2 separate regions of the Homo sapiens genome follow, and region 2 is linked to region 1. The links are chromatin contacts, found by Hi-C or POLR2A ChIA-PET in ENCODE. All regions are on one chromosome and are shown on one strand. Each heading gives the region's core, a stretch centred on a gene start or an enhancer-like site at or near the end of the contact. The rest is flanking DNA. Distances are from core to core; before and after follow the strand shown.

Evidence for each region. A loop is a pair of places that touch in the nucleus more often than their neighbours do. ChIA-PET counts read pairs that join two places held with the same protein, here RNA polymerase II (POLR2A). Pooled maps may share reads with other maps.
Region 2: a pooled map shows a loop between it and region 1 (3-fold over the local background). The contact joins two enhancer-like sites. A Hi-C loop is called at or near these places in 1 of 37 single-sample maps with no recorded cell type and 4 of 50 pooled maps. POLR2A ChIA-PET finds 5 or more read pairs at or near these places in 2 of 52 experiments (B cell and OCI-LY7).

What each region holds. Positions count from the first base shown.
Region 1 is chr12:121,588,618-121,594,403 of GRCh38, forward strand. It overlaps KDM2B-DT (KDM2B divergent transcript), which reads left to right. Exons shown (of 4, transcript NR_183427.1): 2 at 4,816-4,930. Among named protein-coding and RNA genes, the nearest start is that of KDM2B, 10 kb to the left of the region's middle. RefSeq lists enhancers at 2,341-3,156, 3,157-3,972. Within about 2 kb of position 2,199, at least 28 of the 41 ENCODE cell types and tissues checked have a DNase peak (open chromatin) inside an H3K27ac peak, as active enhancers do; they include B cell and OCI-LY7, where a contact is called at or near this core.
Region 2 is chr12:121,977,970-121,983,755 of GRCh38, forward strand. The region is part of intron 19 of CFAP251 (cilia and flagella associated protein 251); the gene reads left to right. Among named protein-coding and RNA genes, the nearest start is that of BCL7A, 41 kb to the right of the region's middle. RefSeq lists enhancers at 2,537-2,616, 2,637-2,686. Within about 2 kb of position 2,447, at least 5 of the 41 ENCODE cell types and tissues checked have a DNase peak (open chromatin) inside an H3K27ac peak, as active enhancers do; they include B cell and OCI-LY7, where a contact is called at or near this core.

The sequences.
Region 1 (5,786 bases), core at 949-3,448:
AATTTAAAACAAATATTCTTTTTTTTTTTTTTTTTATGACGGAGACTCACTGTCGCCCAGGTTGGACTACAGTGACATGATCCCGGCTCACTGCAACCTCCACCTCCCGGGTTCAAGCGATTCTCTTGCCTCAGCCTCCTCCTGCCTCAGCCTCCGGAGTAGCTGGGATTACAGGCGTGTGCCACCATGCCCAGCTAATTTTGTATTTTTAGTAGAGACAGGGTTTCACCACATTAGCCAGGCTGATCTCGAACTCCTGACCTCAGGTAATCCGCCTGCCTCTGTCTCCCAAAGTGCTGGGATTACAGGCGTGAGCCAATGCGCCAGGCTCCTGAAACAAATATTCTTACTTGGGAAATAGTCTTAATCTGGGAGGATAACAGACCATACTATTTCTGTTAAAGTGATTGGGGTCTCCAGGCCGGGCGCGGTGGCTCACGCCTATAATCCTAGCACTTTGGGAGGCCGAGGCGGGTGGATCACCTGAGGTCAGGAGTTCAAGACCAGCCTGGCCAACATGGTGAAACCCTGTCTCTACTAAAAAAAAAATACAAAAAAATTAGCTCGGCATGGTGGCGGGCACCTGTAATCCCAGCTACTTCAGGAGGCTGAGACAGGAGAACCCCGTGAACCTGGGAGGCGGAGGTTGCAGTGAGCCGAGATTCTACCACTGTACTCCAGCCTGGGCGACAAGAGTGAAATTTTATCTCAAAAAAAAAAAAAAAAAGAAAAAAAAAAAAAGAACGTGATTGGGGTCTCCAAAGACCTTTTCTTTTTATTCCTCAGTCTTTTGTAGATTGAGTAAAAAGACTAAGGAAGACCAAAATGCATGCATATAGACTGTCAAGCCTTGGCCATTTGGGGAAGACTTCAGTTTCTCTCTAGAATTCTTCATTTTATTTATTTATTTAGAGACGGAGTCTTGCTCTGTCGCCCAGGCTGGAGTGCAATGCCACGATCTCGGCTCACTGCAACCTCCACCTGCCGGGTACAAGCTATTCTCCTGTCTCAGCCTCCTGAGTAGCTGGGATTACAGGTGCCCACCACCATGCCTGGCTCATTTTTGTGTTTTTAGTAGAGGCAGGGTTTCACCATGTTGGCCAGGCTGCTCTCGAACTCCAGACCTCAGGTGGATGCACCCGCCTCGGCCTCCCAAAGTGCTGGGACTACAGGCGTGTGCCACCGCGCCCAGCGAATTCTTCATTTTATAATCTGTCTCTTCCACTGTGAGGGTTGAAAGGAACACTGAATATAACAGGTGAGTTAATTAAGGGGTTAATGCCAGGAAGAGTCACGAAAGTTCAAAGATTCTTTAAAAAACTTGTCTTTTTAGGGCGGGCGCGGTGGCTCACGCCTGTAATCCCATCACTTTGGGAGGCCGAGGCGTGTGGATCACCTGAGGTCAGAAGTTTGAGACCAGCCTGGCCAACATGGTGAAACCCCCCCTCTACTAAAAATACAAAAATTAACCGGGCGTGGTGGCGCGTGCCTGTAATCACAGCTACTAGCGGGGCTGAGGCAGGAAGATCGCTTGTACCCGAGAGGCGGAGGTTGTGGTGAGCCGAGATCGCGCCACTGCACTCCAGCCTGGGCAACAGAGCGAGACTCTGTCTCAAAAAAACAAAAAAGAAAAAAAAGAAAAAAAAAAAAAAAAATTGCCTCTTTGGATTGATGGACAAGTACTTTAACCAATGGAAATAAAAATCTAAGCATTACTTCATCATACTCAATTGTGATTGGTTGACGATCCCCGAGGGAGGGCTCAGAGGGCTGGCAATTAACCCTTTCAGGGAAAATCAGGCCTTTTGCATTTATTTTATTTTAAAGTTGAAGTAGTAACAGATGAAAAGCCTACAAAAGTCCCCGGACTTTCAAATACCACATTTCAGTCTTAGCCCAGAAAGCAGGATTTCGCCCCACAAAGGAATAGTCAAGGACAAATTTCCTGGAGAAAAGTTTTGAACTTTTAGAACGGGGAATCCGCTGACCTCGCTGAGTAAGTGAGAAGGTTGATTCACTTTTTGTGCTGTTGGAACAGGGACCAGTGTTGGAGATGATTCCATTAATCTTGCGAAGTGATCAGTCACTGGGAGGATTGAATTGCATTTCCTGCCTAAAGATAGAGACAGATGACCTTTGCTGCAGCCCTCAGACCCCCAGTTCACAGCTGGGGAGAGGATGTGTCAGCGTTTACTTTCAGGTCTCACCCTGCCCTTTGTTCAAAATTCAGACTCTTTTGTGTTTAGGCTGCTGCTGGGGTTTTTGTAGTTGTTGATGCTGCTTTTTTTTTTTTTTTTTTTTTTTTTTTTATATAACCGCCCACATCCTGCAACTTCTGAGAAACAAACTCTCTATTTGGTAGAAGATAAAATCTGGAGGTGCCTCGGAGAGGGAACCAGAATAGACAGGGAATTCCGACAGGCCATTGGGCCTTTAGGCTTTAATTACTGCCCTCACCCCTTCCTGGACTCCCTAAATGCTGCAGGCTGAACTGGATGGAGCCAAAAGTCCAGCAAAATGAATAACAATGCTTCGTGTTTATATGGCTCTACTACAAGAAAGCTTTTACACACATTACCTCATGGAAGAGGCACTGCTAAAGCAGAAGTATTTACATAAATGAACATTCGCAGTTCCTAAATGTAGTCAGCTGCATGACCTAGGACAAAGTGTCCAAACTTAAGTCTCAGTTTTCTCATCTGTAAAATGGGGTCACATGAAAGTTACCAGAGGAGGCCGGGCGCAGTGGCTCACGCCTGTAATCCCAGCACTTTGGGAGGCTGAGGTGGGCGGATCACAAGGTCAGGAGATGGAGACCATCCTGGCGAACACGGTGAAACCCCATCTCTACAAAAAATTAGCAGGGCGTGGTGGCTGGCACCTGTAGTCCCAGCTACTCAGGAGGCTGAGGCAGGAGAATGGCGTGAACCCAGGAGGCGGAGCTTGCAGTGAGCCGAGATCTCGCCACTGCACTCCAGCCTGGGTGACAGAGCGAGACTCCATCTCAAAAAAAAAAAAGTTACCAGAGGGTCAAGGCGCGATGGCTCACACCTGTAATCCCAGCACTTTGGGAGGCCGAGGCAGGCAGATCCCCTGAAGTCAGGAGTTTGAGACCAACTTGGCCAACATGGGGAAGCCCCATCTCTACTAAAAACATAAAACTTAGCTGGGCATGGTGGCTCATGCCTGCAATCTCAGCTACTTGGGAGGCTGAGGCAAGAGAAATGCTTGAACCTGGGAGGCGGAGGTTGCAGAGCCTAGATCGTGCTACTGCACTCCAGCCTGGGTGACAGCAAGACTACGTCTCAAAAAAAGAAAGAAAGAAAGAAAGAAAGAAAAAGAAAAATAGGCCGGGCGAGGTGTCTCATGTCTGTAATTCCAGCACTTTGGGAGGCCAAGGCAGGCAGATCACCTGAGGTCGGGAGTTCGAGACAAGCCTGACTAACATGGAGAAACCCCGTCTCTACTGAAAATACAAAATTAGCCAGGCATGGTGGCGCATGCCTGCAATCCCAGCTACTTGGGAGGCTGAGGCAGGAGAATCGCTTGAACCCGAGAGGTGAAGGTTGCGGTGAGCCAAAATCACACCATTACACTCCAGCCTGAGCAACAAGAGCAAAACTCCATCTCAAAAAATAATAATAATAAAATAGTTACCCGACAATTGAATGAGCCAATGTTCTATAACAGGACTCAATAAATGGTGTGTCTTAATTAAAATGAGGTTGACCTCCTGGGCTCCAGAACGATGACAGCTAGCTGTGGATTGGGCAAATTTAGCTTTTCCCCAAGGGGAACGCCTTGGGGAAGCCTGCCTGGAATGTATGGATTGAGTCCCCTTGCTTGTACATCCTGTCCCTCACCAGACTCCAAAGTCTGACCGTGCTGAACTATTTTGAGTTCTTTGACTAAACCTGCTCTTTCCTCCTCTAGACCTTTGCATATGCCAGTCTATTCCCGCAGCCCTTCTTCCCTCCTGTTTCTCCTGGAATCTGCTTTGCTCTCTCTCTTTCCTGCCCCCTCCCAGTAATTACCACATCATCTTACTGTTGCCTGTGCCTTCACCAGACTGTAAGCCCTGGAGGGCAGTACCTGGTCTGTCTCATTCATGGATATAGCTCTAGCAAAGTGCCTGCATGTTCTCTAAAAATACTTGTGGTTTTTTTTTTATTATTTTATTTTTTTGAGACGGAGTCTCACTCTGTCGCCCAGGATGGAGTGCAGTGGTGCGACCTTGGCTCACTGCAACCTCTGCCTTGCCTCCGGAGTTCAAGCGATCCTCCTGCCTCGGCCTCCCAAGTAGCTGGGATTACAGGCACCCACCGCCACACCCAGGTAATATTTGTATTTTTAGTAGAGACGAGGTTTTGCCGTGTTGGCCAGGCTGGAAAACATACTTGTTGAATGGAAACCCAGCACCCCAATTCCTTCTCCCCAAATCCCAAAACTACTCACCCTTCTGGAAATCTCAAATAACTGCTGAAATTTTCTGTTTTCCTGGATAACCAAATTATAATACCCTTTACAGATGGTGTCCATGGCTTTTAACCCTCCTTGAAATGACATTCATTAATCCCACAACTATTTATTGAATGCCTCCTTGATTCACACAGAAAGCAACCTTAGGCAGGCACTGTGGCTCATACCTGTAATCCCAACAATTTGGGAGGTCAAAGCGGGTGGATCCCTTGAGCCCAGGAGTTAGAGACCAGCCTGGGCAACATGGTGAAACCCCATATCTACAAAACAAAAACAAAACACAGCAGCCTTGATAGGAAACTCTCCTCTTCATCCCGCGTCACCTATTCATGGCAGAGAGTGTGACGATCCCCCTGATGCGGCTGAGATGTTCTGAAATGAAGACGTTGGCTCTCATCCCCAGCCTGAAGAGAGAAAATTCTGAGATGGCTCCCTTACAGATTGAGAGCAGGTGAGTTTACCTCTACTCTCACGCAAAACTCTCATTCAGAACACCTGTCACAACTAATAGACTACTCACGTGTCCACAGTCTAACACCACTCAATAAAAGGAAAATTCCCCGTCTAATCCCAGCACTACAGGAGGCCAAGGCAGGAGGCTCACTTGAGAGCCCAGAAGTTTGAGAACAGCCTAGGCAACATAATTAGGCCCTGTCTCTGTTAAAAAAAAAAAAAAAAAAAAAGGAAAAGTCTCTGAGGAGTCTGAGGAGACCAACCTTGTTCGTCCTCTTCACTATTTTATTTATTTATTTATTTATTTATTTATTTATTTTGAGACAGAGTCTCGCTCTGTCGCCCAGGCTGGAGTGCAGTGGCACCAATCTCGGCTCACTGCAAGCTCCACCTCCCGGGTTCACGCCATTCTCCTGCCTCAGCCTCCCCAGTAGCTAGGACCACAGGCGCCCACCATCACACCCGGCTAATTTTTTGTATTTTTAGTACAGACGGGGTTTCACCGTGTTAGCCAAGTTGGTCTCGATCTCCTGACCTCGTGATCCACCCGCCTCAGCCTCCCAAAGTGCTGGGATTACAGGTGTGAGCCACTGCACCCGGCCTCTTCACTGTTTATTTTCAGGTCCTAGGACCCAGCTCATAAAACATACTCAACGAATGTTTGTTGAATGAATGAATTCCTCAACCTCCAAAACTATGTATATTTTCAGCTTGATCAACTATCCTTAAAGTGTACCTCTTTGAACAAGATACCGGCTGGGTGCGGTGGCTCATGCCTGTAATCCCAGCACTTTGGGAGGCCAAGGCAGGCAGATCACCTGAAGTCAGGAGTTTGAGACCAGCCTTGCCAACAT
Region 2 (5,786 bases), core at 1,197-3,696, 390 kb after region 1:
AATAAATAAATAAATAAAAATAAAATAAAATAAAAACAAACAAAAAAACTAATTGATACCACATGGAATATGTGTTTGTATGCTATATTTTCCCTTAATAGTGTATCATAAGTATTTTCCATTATATTAAAAATTCTCCAAGGCCGGGCGCGGTGGCTCACGCCTGTAATCCCAGCACTTTGGGAGGCCGAGGCGGGTGGATCACGAGGTCAGGAGATCGAGACCATCCTGGCTAACACGGTGAAACCCCGTCTCTACTAAAAAAATACAAAAAATAAGCCGAGCGTGGTGGCGGGTGCCTATAGTCCCAGCTACTCAGGAGGCTGAGGCAGGAGAATGGCGTGAACCCGGGAGGCGGAGCTTACAGTGAGCCGAGATCGTGCCACTGCACTCCAGCCTGGGCGACAGAGCAAGACTCTGTCTCAAAAAAAAAAAAAAAAAAAAAAAAAAAATTATCCGAAAACATGCTTTTTAAAGGATATATTTTAATTTTTTAACTTTTTCTAATTTAGAAAATAGAATTATAAAGAAGAAAATAGAAATTACTCAGAGATCATCACTGTTATTATTTTGGTAGATATCCTATCATTTTATATATGGACATAGATATATCTATATTTTTAAACAAGGAATTGAGATTATATGGTATATATATGTATATACCTATATATATCAACATTATACAGAGGATGCGTGTGCATATACATATGTATCGACATTCTCAGTAACTTGTTTTGTGAGCAAGGTGGTAAAAATTCCTTGGCAACATGCTTTTAAAGGCTGCAAACTTAATTGGACCACTCTCCAGTTGATAGCCGTGTGAGTTGTCTAAAGTAGCTGGTGTCAGAGACACAGCTGTGTGGAGCATCTCTGTGCATGGTTTTTGCACACTTCTCTCATTATTTTCCTGGGTCATAGTGCAAGAAGTAGAATTACTGGGTCAGAGAATATGAAATTGCAGACCCTATTGCTAACCTACTTTCCATAAATGTAGCATTTTACGTGCCCATCTTCAGGAATCCACAAGTCCTGAAACCCAGCTAAGACTCAGTGTTCATGTTGGCTGAGAACACTTGAGCAATATAAACTGTGGTCCCAGTCCCTGCTCTCGGCTTCAGTGGCCTACCCAGAATCACCTGTTTTGTGTGCTCCAGGTACACAAAACTCATTTCTCGAGAAATTAGTTATCAGAGCCCTTTAATCCCTTCTGAGTCTTGAACGAGGACCTTAAAATCACCAGGTACTGTTGTAAGCTCCTCTAAAGGTCTTTGGCTGATGTGCATTTTGTCATAGCACATTGCTAGAAACATAAGCAACTCTGAGAAAGTTCGTACAGCCCACGTGGTGTTCCAGAGAGTGGCATTTTCCAAAGAGTGTTCCCTAGAACATGGCTTCCCAAACTGGGAAGCTGCATCGGAGCATTTACTGACTATTCAGCTCCTGGGCCCTGCCCAGGTCCAGCCAATCGGAATCTCCAAGCACAGGCTTGGGATTCTCTACATCTCCTGGGGGTGCTCACTGCGGAGCCGCCGACATTTGAAGAGAGGGAGGGGCTCAACACACTGAGTGAGATCATTAGTCAGCTTTCTTCTTCTTTTTTTTTTTTTTTTTTTGAGACAGCATCTTGCTCTGTCACGCAGGCTGGAGTGCAGTGGTGTGATCTCAGTTTACTGCAATCTCCGCCTCCCAGGTTCAAGCGATTCTCCTGCCTCAGCCTCCCGAGTAACTGGGATTACAGGCATGCACCACCATGCCTGGCTAATTTTTGTATTTTTTAGTAGAGACAGGATTTCACCATGTTGGCCAGGCTGGTCTCGAACTCCTGACCTCAAGTGATCCACCTGCATCAGCCTCTCAAAGTGCTGGGATTACAGGCGTGAGCCACCGTGCCCGGCCTCAGCCTTATTCTTTGGTTACAAGTTACGGAAACCTAAGTCGACCCATTTTCTGGTTCACAGAATTCCAGGTCCAGAGGGAGTGGGGATGTGCAGTGTAACCTAAGCCAGGCCCTCATCCATGTCGCTGGGAAGGGTCTCTCTCTTTAGGCCTCGCTTTCTGCTGTGTTGTCTCCCTCCGTGTCCGGCCCCCAGTCCACATCCAGTGGGATTCAATGCCACAGGCAGGAGCCTGTCCCCTTCCCAGAGCTGCAGACATTGTCACTGTCATCACTGCCATCAGGCATGTGCCACTCAGGTTGGCCAGGCGTGGGCACTCTCCTTCTTGGAGTGTGGGGTGGGCTCAGTCCCCTTTAACCATGGGGACTATGACCAGATGACAGCTAAGACGTGGGCAGGTGTCTCAGCCTCTTCATGCTTCAGCTTCCTCATCTACAAAATGAGTGCAGCAGTCGCACCCAGGACCACTCTGAGCAGGTGGCGTGGCTTCCACGGAATTCTGAGCAAGGCAAAAAGTGGGCCCCTCTTCATTCTCACTTCCTTCTTTTTTTTTTTTTTTTTGGAGACAGGGTCTCACTGTGTCACCTGGTCCTCCAGCCTCAGCCCTCCAAGTAGCTGGGACTACAGGAGCGTGCCACCATGCTCTGCTAATTTTTCAATTTTGGTAGAGATGGGGTTTCTCCATGTTGGCCAGACGGGTCTCAAACTCCTGAGCTCGAGCCATCCACCCTCCTTAGCCTCCCACAGTGCTGGGATTCTAGGCATGAGCCACCGCTCCCTGACCTCATTTCCTTCTCATTTTACATTAGAAATGTTGCCTCAGATGTCTCACTGTTCCCACGGCCGCTGCACTTCATCTGCATGGTTCTGTCTGTGGTTCTGCTTCTTCTGTTTTTAGTCCAACGTTTAACCAAATACCCACCTCCTCTGGGTGATTGGTTGGCCTAACACTTGGTACTTCAAGATGGAGAAAGGGAAGAAGCACATCTTGGTGCAAACTAGCTGGCCTGGCTGCAGTTCCCAGCCTCCTTGGCGAGCCATCCCAGCGGTGGTCTGAACGCCGGAGTCTGCTCTGTAGATGAGGCTGGAGCAGGCTGCGCTCTCGTAGGGGTGTCGTGAGGACTAGAGAGCGAGGGTCTGTGCGGTGCCCAGCGCACAGAGGTGCTTACTCAGTGGGGGGCTCTTCCCTCAGTATTTCCTGTTGAGTCAGCATGTTCCTCTTAAGAGGCGATGGGATCGCCCCTCATTTTCTTATTTTTAATTTTATTTTGTAAAATTCCAAGCAAACACAAAAACAGAGAAAAGAATAAAATGAACTCTTGGCCAGTCACGGTGGCTCACACCTGTAGTCCTAGCACTTTGGGAGGCTGAGGCAGGAGGATCGCTTTAGTAAGCCCAGGAGTTCAAGACCAACCTAGGCAATATAGGGAGACCCTGTCTCTACAAAAAATAAAAAAAAAATAGCTGTAGTGGCATGTGCCTATGGTCCCAGCTTCTCGGGAGGCTGAGGTGGGAGAATTGCTTGGGCCTGTGAGGTCAAGGATGCAGTGAGCCGTGATCACGCCACTGCACACACACACCCCACACTCCTGCATATCCATCAGTCAACTTCAGCTTCAGCAATTCTCAGCTCCCGTTTGGTCCAGACCCACTGACCTGCTCCCGCCCCATGGGTTATTCTGAAGCAAGTTCCAGGCACCCTTGCCTCACAAGGAGGCCTTTCAAACCCAGGTGCCCCTTCCTCAGCCAGGGAGAGGTTCTCCTTCACAAGGCCTGCAGGCACCTGAGGTTCACACTTCTATGAAAGTCACCAAAATGCCATCGTGGGCCGTGCCTCTCGCAGTTCCTGTGGGTGAGGAGTATTCCGGCAGCTCTCTGATGCCTGCAGGTCAGTGCTAACCATGGAGGCCACATTGTGGAGGCTCCAGGGTCAGGCAGCTCTGGGTTTGAATCCTGACTGTGACCACGTGCCAGTTACGACTTGGTCAAGTTTCAGAACCTCTCCATGCCTCAGTTTCCTCATCTACAAAATAAACATAATAGTAGTACCTACCTCCAGAATTATTGTGAAGATTAACTGAGTATCCGTTTCGTACAGTACACGGCACACGTTAAATGTTTAAAAATGTCATCTGATATTTTTGTCTTTGTCATGATATCCCCATCTGTGGATCCGTGATTCCAGAAGCCCTTTATGAGAATGTTTCTCTGACCTTGTGCTTCTTTGTGTATAATACCCTTTCCAAAATCTAAAAGTTTATATTTTCTTGATTTTCTGGTAAAGATACTTTACATAAATGTCCAAACGCCATCAAATTGATGGCAGTCTTCTCACTTGTTCAGGATTTTTTTTTTTTTAAGAGGCAGTGTCTCACTCTGTCGCCCAGGCTGGAGTGCAGTGGTGTGATCACAGCTCACTGCAGCCTCGACTTCCTGGGCTCAAGTGATCCCTCTGCCCCAGCCTCTCTAGTAGCTGATATTATAGGCGCACATCACCACATCATTCAGGATTCTTGATTTTTTTTTTTTTTTGAGACGGAGTTTCACTCTTGTTGCCCAGGCTGGAGTGCAATGGCGCCATCTCAGTTCACCGCACCTCCACCTCTCGGGTTCAAGCAATTCTCCTGCCTCAGCCTCCTGAGTAGCTAGGATGATAGGCATGCGCCATCTTGCCTGGCTAATTTTGTATTTTTAGTAGAGACGGGGTTTCTCCATGTTGGTCAGGCTGGTCTCAAACTCCCGACTTCATGTGATCCACTCACCTCGGCCTCCCAAAGTGCTGGGATTACAGGTGTGAGCCACTGTGCCCAGCCAGGATTCTTGAGTTTAATCCCTGGGCTGTCCTGCTTTGTTGGTGAGGTGTTTAGCCCTGGCAACCAGTGCCCACGTGTCGCACAAAATACTTGAGAAAGAGGGTGGGCACAGAGCAACCCGCTTGTCTCTGCTTCCTATAGAAATAAGGAAGTCCTGCATATGCCTGGAGTCCCGGCTGCTTGAGAGGCTGAGGCAGGAGGATCACTTGAGGCCAAGAGTTCCAGACCAACCTAGGCAACATAGCGAGACCCCGATCTCTAAAAAATTTTAAAAATTGGGCTAGGCACAGTGGCTCACAATCCCAGCATTTTGGGAGGCCAAGGCAGAGGGATTGCTTGAGCCTAGGAGTTCAAGACCAGTCTGGGCAACATAAGGAGACCCGTCTCTGCTAATAAACAATTAGCTGGGTGTGGTGGCGTGCACTTGTAGTCCCAGATACTTGGAGGGCTGAGGTGGGAAGGATCGAAGGATCGCTTGCGCACAGGAGATCAAGACTGTAGTGAGCTGTGATTGTGCCATTGCACTCCAGACTGGACAGCAGAGTGAGGCCCTGTCTCAAAAAAAAATTAGTTGGGGATAGTGGTGTGCAACCGGAGTCCCAGCTACCCTGGAGGCTGAGGCAGGAGGATTGCTTGATCCCAGGTGCTGTAGGCTGCAGCATGCTATGATCATGCCTGTGAATAGCTACTGTCCTCCAGCCTGGGCACCATAGCTCTCCAAAAAAAAAAAAAAAAGGTAAGGAAGTGTCTAATTATTAAAGATGTACTCATTTGTTCTATCATTGGCAAAAAATAATAAAGCTTAAACAACTTATCAAAATCTTGCTGATGAAGAAAAGGTATCCGGAAAAAAATGTTAGTTGGTAACAAATGTTACAAAGTAACAAACATTGACAATTACTTAAAAACATAAAGACAGAAATAAAAACGGAGGTTGTAAGGTTTGCACTGGATGTTGTATGTTCTCCCGGCTGACCCCACCACTTCCCAAAAGGAGAGTTTCGGTGCCGCACTCAGTGAGGGCCCCGCTCACCCTTGGATTACAGGGCTTTTTATCTACTTTAAAAAAAAAAAAACG